2 separate regions of the Homo sapiens genome follow, and region 2 is linked to region 1. A link is a contact called in ENCODE Hi-C or POLR2A ChIA-PET data. All regions are on one chromosome and are shown on one strand. Each heading gives the region's core, a stretch centred on a gene start or an enhancer-like site at or near the end of the contact. The rest is flanking DNA. Distances are from core to core; before and after follow the strand shown.

Region 1 (4,177 bases), core at 485-2,984:
AGGCATGCGCCACCACGCCTGCCCGCCCTGTGATGTTTTCCCCCATGAAGCACAGGCTGAAACCTGGGTCACTAATTTCTCCAGGAACAGGCCAGGCAGAGACCAGACACCCTGACATTCGGTTTGCTAACCTGCCTCCTTGAAAGCACAGGCCTGCTTGCCATCTGGCTCGTGGAAATACTGAAAAGAGTTTCAGGACCCTCAGGACCACCATTGCGGACCTATGGGGGCCCAGGACTCCCCCAAATAAGGAACAGCTGTTTGAGAGCAAGTATCATCCCCGGGACATTTGGATGTGTGCCTGAGGGTGTCACGCACCATCCTGCCACCAAGTGTCTTTCAGAGCGGGGAGGACTTGGCGAGGAAGCCCCTGTCCTTGCCAGCCCCGTGATGTGGGAAGACTCTGAGATGTATGCGGCTGCTGCTACCCACTTGGGTCATGCACTCACCTTTTCAGCATTTCCTGACCTGAGCGCTCCTCTGCAGAAGCCTGTGGCCACTGGTGCCAGGAGGAAGACTGTGGGGTGGGGAGGCAAGATGTGGATTTTGGGTAAAAGGTCTTTTAATAAGGGGCAAAGAATTCGAGCTCATTCCTTACTTCACAGGGGCAGCAGCCTGTGGGGAATGAGTCACTGGGCTCAGAGCTGAGCGAAGGCTCCAGGGAGAAAGGCTACCACGAGGCTGTAGCCAGGGCTTCCTCAGAGGAGCCCCCCCGCCCCCACCAACCTTCAGAGAACACTCTGCTCCCCCTGTGCCCTCCTGGCTCCAAAATGACCACCTTGAAGGAAAAACCGGGTCACTAATTTTTCCCGGAACAGGCCAGGTGGAGACGGAATTCAGGAACACCCCTGGGGCACCGCGTGGGCTGGTTCTGGAATTCGTTGCCCTTGGGATTTTTTTCTTCAGTGATTTGTATCAGTTCCTCTTCAGAGCCAATCATTAACCTCGCTGAGAACCCTTGCTTGAGAAGCCACAGGAACAAGTGGCTGGTTGAGGCTGGAAATGTGGAGGTGGCTCCATGGTGCACCCAAATCTTCCGCTTCCCCAGACAGAGGAGCTGAGTTCTCAGTCATGGCCTGGCCAGGGTCCCCTGGCAGGGTCTCGGCCTGGATTCAGCCTCTGGTCGCATGGCAGAGGCCTGGATATGGACGTAGCCCCTCTGCTGTGAGCAGTGCTACCTTCTGGGAGCTGAGTGGGTTGGTGATGGCTGGGGATGGGGGAGCAGCTTTCAGCAGCACTCAGCAGGGTGGAGGGGGTTTAAGGTTTACTCACCCGCGATAGTGTCACACCCCCTCTGGGCTGTAAAACACCAGCTGAGTGAGCAGCTCTGCTCTGGGCAGCAGCCCCACCCCTGCCTGGGCTTGGGTCCCCAGCCCAACATTTTTGGATCTGAGGTAGGCCTGGGCTCCTCCAGTTTAACCTCTCAGGCGACAATGAAGCCACTCAGACAGCCCACCCGTACCCCAATCCAGCTGGCGCCACCTCTCAGTCTGACCACCTGGCCCAAACCTTGCCCCCTCTCAGACGACAAGGCCTTTGGCACAGGCCCCAGTGCCAAGCGGCCAAGACCAGCCTGGAGAACCAAGGCCAGAGGACGCTGCTGGGATGGGGTTTGGGAGTGGGCTGTGCACCGCAGTCAGGAATCCCCCACCCACAAGGCCACGGGACTGTCCCCAGTGCCTGGGGGAACTCTAGCCGGATTAGAGCCCTCCTGTGGCTGTGGCGAGAAAGGGTCGCCTGCGTTTTGGGAGGTGGGATGGCGCAGGGCCGGGAACCGTCCTGGCGCGCCAGCCAGCGCTTAGATAAGTCCAGGTTTATTTATGGGGTGCTGTCACGGGCGGCGCGGGCTCCGGGCGCCGCTTGAGCGTGGCCGAGGCGCCGCTGCTGACCATGACCGCGGGGTAGAGCGGCTCGAGGAAGGCTGCCAGGAAGCGGTAGAAGAGGCTGGCGCCACCCGCCAGGCCGTAGAAGGACAAGCCGCCGGCGTCGCAGTCGAGCGCCACGCCCAGCGTGCGGTGGTAGGCGCCGTGCAGCACGGTCTGCGCGTTGTCGTCCCACTCCAGGCACCACGAGAAGGGGTTGCGGCCCAGCAGGTAGACCACGCTGCGGCTCGGGCGGCCGCCGAGCGGGGAGCTGCGGGGGTAGGTGACGCCCAGGCACACCCACGAGTTGGACACCTCCACCTCCCGTCCTAGTGGCGGCCCTCGGACAGGCCGCGCGAGCACAGCATCTGCGGTCACTGCTTGAAGCCCGGGAAGGGGCCGCCCCCTGTCAGGGGCTCCAGGAGGATCCCCAGGTTCAGCACCCAGCGGGTCTCCTAGAGCTGGAACAGCTCGTCGCCGGCGGTGGCGGGGTCAAAGTTCAGGTTGCAGTAACCTGGCGGGTGGAGGTGGGGAAGCAGGGTCAGCAGCCTCCAGGGCAGGACGCTGGCTTGCAAGGCATTTGCATACAAGTCAGGGGATGCTTCCACCCACGCTCCTGTCCCCAAACTCAGCCCGCTGCTCAGACACAGCCTGGAGGGTGAGTGGGTGCTGCCCCAGGTCGCCCTCCTCCCCCGCCATCAGACCCTAACATCGTCTCCCTTTGTATTTGTTCAGGCACACAAGACTGAGTGGGGGCCCAGCGAGGTGGCTCACGCCTGTAATCCCAGCACTTTGGGAGGCCAAGGCGGACGGATCACTTGAGGTCATGAATTCAAGACCAGCCTGACCAACATGGTGAAACTCCATCTCTAATAAAAATACAAAAAAATTGGCAAGACATGGTGGCAGGCACCTGTAGTCCCAGCTACTCGGGAGGCTGAGGCAGGAGAATCACTTGTACCCAGGAGGGGGAGGTTGCAGTGAGCCGAGATGGCGCCATTCCACTCCAGCCTGGGAGACAGAGCGAGAGTCTGTCTCAAAAAAAAAAAAAAAAAAAAAAGGCCAGGCGCGGTGGCTCACGCCTGTAATCCTGTAATCCCAGAACTTTGAGAGCTGGTTAAAGAAGCTGAGGCCCATGTCCAGCAGCCGCATCCAGAGCTCAGCCAGGGTCTCTGGCAGCTGGGGGAAGCTCTGCGTTTCCTCACAGTTGATGCCCATCAGGGGTTCCATGCAGGCTGAGAACTGCTTCAGTCGGAGGAACCCCTGGATGCAGGGAGGGGCCAGAGGTACCACCTGTTAGCCAGGACCTAGGCCGATGCCACAGGCCCAGAGGCCTCCAGAACCATGGGCCGGTGGAGCAGAAGCTTCCCCTTTCCAAACCTGGGCATCTCCTTTCCCTCCTCCTAGCTATTTGGACATCAGAGGTCAGGGCTTTGCCAAGGGCTTGGCCACTGTGGCCTAGTGTGCATTAGGCAAAGGGGATTTTCAGAAAATGATGGGAGGATTTTTGTTGTGCCTTGAACTGCTTAGTAAAAGCCATTGCCAAATGCTTCCCATTGTGCACAGGGGACAAAGTGAGCAGTTGCCCTAGATGTCTGCCCAGGGTGTGATGGCAGCTTAAAGGAAGCTGGAGTTCCCAAGCACAGGGTTTGGGCAACTCCAGGCACCGTCCAGAAAAGGCTGCTGCTTGGCCCCACCCGCTACTTACAGCAGCATCAGTCCAGGCTTCAGGGCCAGGCCAGGATTGGGGAAGGAAAAGGGATTTCACGATTCTTTTTTTTTTTCTTTTTTTGAGACAGAGTCTTAGTTTGTTGCCCAGGCTGGAGTGCAATGGTGCAGTCTTGGGTCACTGCAACCTCCACCTCCTGGGCTGGAAAAGGGATTTCAATCCAGGCTATACAGATTGTTCTGGTCTCACTCTCAGCCATGATCCAGGGAAGTCTGGAGAAACTTAGGCTGTGCTAGATGCCTGGAATCCCATGTGTTCCAGGAAAACCAAGGCAGGAAAGTTAGGGTAAGGCTGAGCTCTGAAGTGGAGAAAGCCAAGGGTGTTCGTGCAAGCTCAAGACAGAAGACCTGGAATGGGGAGGCTCCCTGAGGCAGGGGAATGGACACAGTGATGCACCCTAAAGGCTGATCTGTGTGTGTGTGTGTGTGTGTGTGTGTGTGTGTGTGTGTTTTTGAGACGGAGTTTCGCTCTTGTTGCCTAGGCTGGAGTGCAGTGGCGCAATCTCCGGCTCACCGCAACCTCCGCCTCCTGGGTTCAAGCAATTCTCCTGCCTCAGCCTCCTGAGCAGTCAGGATTACAGGCATGT
Region 2 (4,177 bases), core at 716-3,215, 130 kb after region 1:
GGATCACCTGAGGTCAGGAGTTCAAGACCAGCTTGGGCAACATGGTGAAACCCCGTCTCTACTAAAAATACAAAAATTAGCTGGGCATGGTGGCACGTGCCTGTAATCCCAGCTACTCGGGAGGCTGAGGCAGAAGAATGGCTTGAGACCGGGAGGCAGAGGTTGCAGTGAGCCAAGATTGTGCCATTGCACTCCAGCCTGGGCGACAGAGCAAAACTCCATCTCAAAAAAAAAAACCACAAAAAACAAAAAACAAAAACTAACAAAAAACATTAGCCGGATGGCACACATCTGTAGTCCCAGCTATTTGGGAGGCTGAGGTGGGAGGATCACTTGAGCCTGGAAGGTTGAGGCTGCAGTGAGCCGTGTTCCCATGACTGTATTCCACTTTGGGTGACAGAGTGAGAGTGTGTCTCAAATAAACCAAAAACCGAAACCCCAAGAACCCTCACATGATGTCTCTGGTGTCAAATGTCACCTCCACAGATTACTTCCTGGGCTCAAGGGAAAACCCGTGGCTGTGACAGCGGAACCCAGCCATCGGCCTTAGCAGCACTCAGGGTCAGGTCATCAGTCATTAGTACCTTGCCATCCCTGTCCCTCAGAGCACACAGCATCACCTGGAAGAAGCTGGGGCCGAAAATATCTAACCTGAATCTAATCAAGATTTTGTCTATACTTCCCGTTCCAAGGAAAAGTAGGGGAGAGGGATGTGAGTTAAACACTGCCAGGAGGAAGCAACCTGACAAGTCTCAAGGTCAGTGGGAAAACACCAATTTAGACTTAACCAAATGCATTGCATGTTTGAACAAACCGTCTGTAAAAGACATTTCTGGGGCTAACTGGAGAAAGTGGGATATAGATTGATTTAGAGGACAGAATGAAGCTAAAGGATTTTGTTAACAATTGTAATAGCATTGTGGTCATGTGGGGGAATACATCTCTTTCTAAAGAGATGTACACTGGGTCCGGCATGGTGGCTCATGCCTATAATCCCAGCACTTTGGGAAGCTGAGGAGGGAGGATCACTTGAACCCAGTAGTTTGAGATGAGTCTGGGCTCAGAAATTTTTTTGTGAGACTCCATCTTTACAAAAATTTTAAAAATTAGCTGGGTGTGCTGGCATGTGCCTGTAGTCCCAGCTACTCAGGAGGCTGAGGTGGGAGGATCGCTTGAGCCCAGAAGTTTGAAACTGTAGTGAGCTATGATTTCACCACTGCACTCCAGCCTGGGTGACAGAGCGACACCCTGTCTCAAAAAGAAAAAAAAAGAAAGAAAGAAGAAAAAAAGATGCATGCTGAAATATTTTGAGATATAATGTCATGATTTCTGTAATTTAAGTACTTCAGCAAAAATTAAAAATAAATAAATATGGCCAAATATTAATAATTATTATGCCTAGATGATGGGTATGTCTTGTTCTTCTACTCATTTGTAATGCTTGAATCTTATTTTATTTTGTTTTATGACAGTTTCACTCTTGTCACACAGGCTGGAGTGCAATGGTGCGATCTCGGCTTACCGCAACCTCCGCCTCCCGGGTTCAAGCGATTCTCATGCCTCAGCCTCCTGAGTAGCTGGGATTACAGGCACCCACAACCATGCCTGGGTAATTTTTGTATTTTTAGTAGAGACGGGGTTTCGCCATGTTCGCTAGGCTGGTTTCAAACTCCTGACCTCAGGTGATCTGCCTGCCTCGGCCTCCCAAAGCGCTGGGATTATAGGCGTGAGCCACTGTGCCCAGCCCTGAATTATTTTATAATTTCAAAATCCATGATGTCACTTGGCAAAAATTCTCTCTTTGCACAGCTTTTCTGAGAAATGCAAGCAGAGTATATAGAATGCTCACAGTACACAGGCGTGTCGTGACTGATGCAGCGGGTATGTGAATGTGTGGATGTGCTGGGAGGGCTGGGCTGCAGGGCGTGATGGTGATGCCACCCGGGGCGGGGTGGGGCATGTACATACAGGTGTGGCTCAATCCCACAGAGCAGTGTTCCCATGTAGGGTATGGGATGCAGCCTCTAGGATAGGAGGTGAGGCATATGGGACAATCTTGGGAGTTTTTTTCTGTCCAGATATCTTCCGTCCCACCTGATTGATGAGGCCAGGCACCTAAAATTGTGTTAGGAAGATATTCCTTTCAGCCGGGAGGCTGTTGAGTTGCTTGCAAGTAAAATGCAAATGCCACGGGCGGGGTGCATACCTGAAGGACTTAGTGGCTCTCTCAGCCAGGATCAGTGGCTGGCTTGCTGATGGCTAGCTGGACACCTGGAGTTGGGTGCAGGGCGTCAGCACCTGATGGGGTGGGATGGGGACCACTGGCAAACTTCAGTTTTCTGTTGATTCCTAATCTGGCCTCTAGAGTTTGCTCCCAACTCTATAGACCTACTGAGCCTCACCTGTTTTAGAGAGTGTAGCGTTTATGTGTGTGTGTGTGTGTGTGTGTGTGTGTGTGTGTTTCAGGGCAAGGAAGACCTGGTCTCCTTTCCATACCTGTGGATTTTTCCATGAGGATGCCAAGCTCAGCTTCGATCTCTCGGTGCATGGAGTCATTGGTAACGGCCAGAACCCACAGCAGCAGGTTTGTGGCCAGGGTCAGCATCAGGCCACACCTGGGGGAAATGCCACACTCTTCTCACACACCCTGGCCGGCTCCCCAGGTGCCAAACCCTCACCATCCACTGTTGTTGGGGCAACCACTCACTCCCAACCACTCACTCCCTAGTGTCACACTGGCACTAGGACACAAGAGGCAGCCCTGGGGCCACCTAGGACACATCCCAGACTAACCTATAGCCCCGCGGCCACCCTGACCAGGGAAGTGGTGGGGAGGACAGAGAGGCCAGAGGGTTTGGGAGGGAGAGAAGTCTTACCTAGTGAAGTTGGTCTGGACCCGAACACAGTCTTTGCAGTGTTTCCAGAGCACCCAGGTCTGAAAGAGACAGGGCCTTGAGCCCAGGGGCTGGTGGAGGTGGTGGGACCACAGTGTGAGTTCCTGGGGCGCATGCGTGTATTTACAGTGAAAGACACAGGGAGAAAGACTGGGTCGGAATCTTGGCTCTACTGCTTCTTGCTGTGTGGTATTGAATCAGTGGCAAACCATCTCTGAGCCTTAGTTGCCTCAGCTGGGAAAAGGGACCAAAAAGCCCACCCTTTGGGGAAGTGCTTTCTTGTTGGGGGAAATAAGACTGCGGGAACGAAGCACCCAACACAATGCCTGGTGACAAGAGAAACCTAAGAGGAAGCTGGAGATTGTATTCTTTTCTTTTTTGTTTTTTGGAGTCTCGCTCTGTCGCCCAGGCTGGAGTGCAGTGGCGCAATCTCGGCTCACTGCAAGATCTGCCTTTCGGGTTCACACCATTCTCCTGCCTCAGCCTCCTGAGTAGCTGGGACTACAGGCGCCTGCCACCACGCCCAGCTAATTTTGTTTTTGTATTTTTGGTAGAGACAGGGTTTCACTGTGTTAGCCAGGATGGTCTCAGCTAGTCTCGATCCCCTGACCTTGTGATCCACCCACCTCGGCCTCCCAAAGTGCTGGGATTACAGGTGTGAGCCACCGCGCCTGGCCGATTGTATTCTTTTTTTTTGAGACAGAGTCTCACTCTGTCGCCCAGGCTGGAGCTCAGTGGCATGATCTTGGCTCACTGCAACCTCTGCCTCCTGGGTTCAAGCGATTCTTGTGCCTCAGCCTCCCGAGTAGCTGGGACTACAGGCGTGCGCCACCACACCCGGCTAATTTTTGTATTTTCAGTAGAGACAGGGTTTTACCATGTTGGCCAGGCTGGTTTCAAACTCCTGACCTCAGGTGATCTGCCTGCCTCGGCCTCCCAAAGTGCTGGGATTACAGGCGTGAGCCACTGCGCCCTGCCGAGATTGTATTCTTAAGAGAAGGTTTATACATGTAGGGAGTGTATATCCAGGGATATGCCTACATACGCATAGACAGCTGGACTTCTAAGTGTCTACATTCGGTGACACGGTGTGTGTGTTGATGCAGGAACCCGTGGGTATGTGTGGACGTGGACACTTGTGTGAGGGGTGTGGTGTGTGTGCAAAGACCCTGGGACATTAGGTATTTGCCTGTGTGGCTGTTCCTAGGCATAGGTAGTGGGAGGTGTGTGCATGGCATGGGTAGATAGGGTATGTCCTCGGTGATGTGGGGACGTGAGAAGCC

What was found. Hi-C counts contacts between places; a loop is a spot of excess contacts on that map. ChIA-PET counts read pairs that join two places held with the same protein, here RNA polymerase II (POLR2A). Pooled maps may share reads with other maps.
Region 2: a loop to region 1 is called in a pooled map, with 3 times the contacts of the local background. The contact joins two enhancer-like sites. A Hi-C loop is called at or near these places in 2 of 50 pooled maps. POLR2A ChIA-PET finds 5 or more read pairs at or near these places in 3 of 52 experiments (OCI-LY7, activated T-cell and endothelial cell of umbilical vein).

The regions. Positions count from the first base shown.
Region 1 is chr17:75,075,393-75,079,569 of GRCh38, reverse strand. It overlaps the pseudogene TRIM80P. Among named protein-coding and RNA genes, the nearest start is that of SLC16A5, 10 kb to the left of the region's middle. RefSeq lists enhancers at 1-1,137, 995-1,224. Within about 2 kb of position 1,734, at least 36 of the 41 ENCODE cell types and tissues checked have a DNase peak (open chromatin) inside an H3K27ac peak, as active enhancers do.
Region 2 is chr17:74,942,044-74,946,220 of GRCh38, reverse strand. OTOP3 (otopetrin 3) reads right to left here. Exons shown (of 7, transcript NM_001272005.2): 4 at 2,877-2,935; 5 at 2,497-2,615. Among named protein-coding and RNA genes, the nearest start is that of OTOP3, 8.2 kb to the right of the region's middle. RefSeq lists an enhancer at 1,594-2,793. Within about 2 kb of position 1,965, at least 3 of the 41 ENCODE cell types and tissues checked have a DNase peak (open chromatin) inside an H3K27ac peak, as active enhancers do.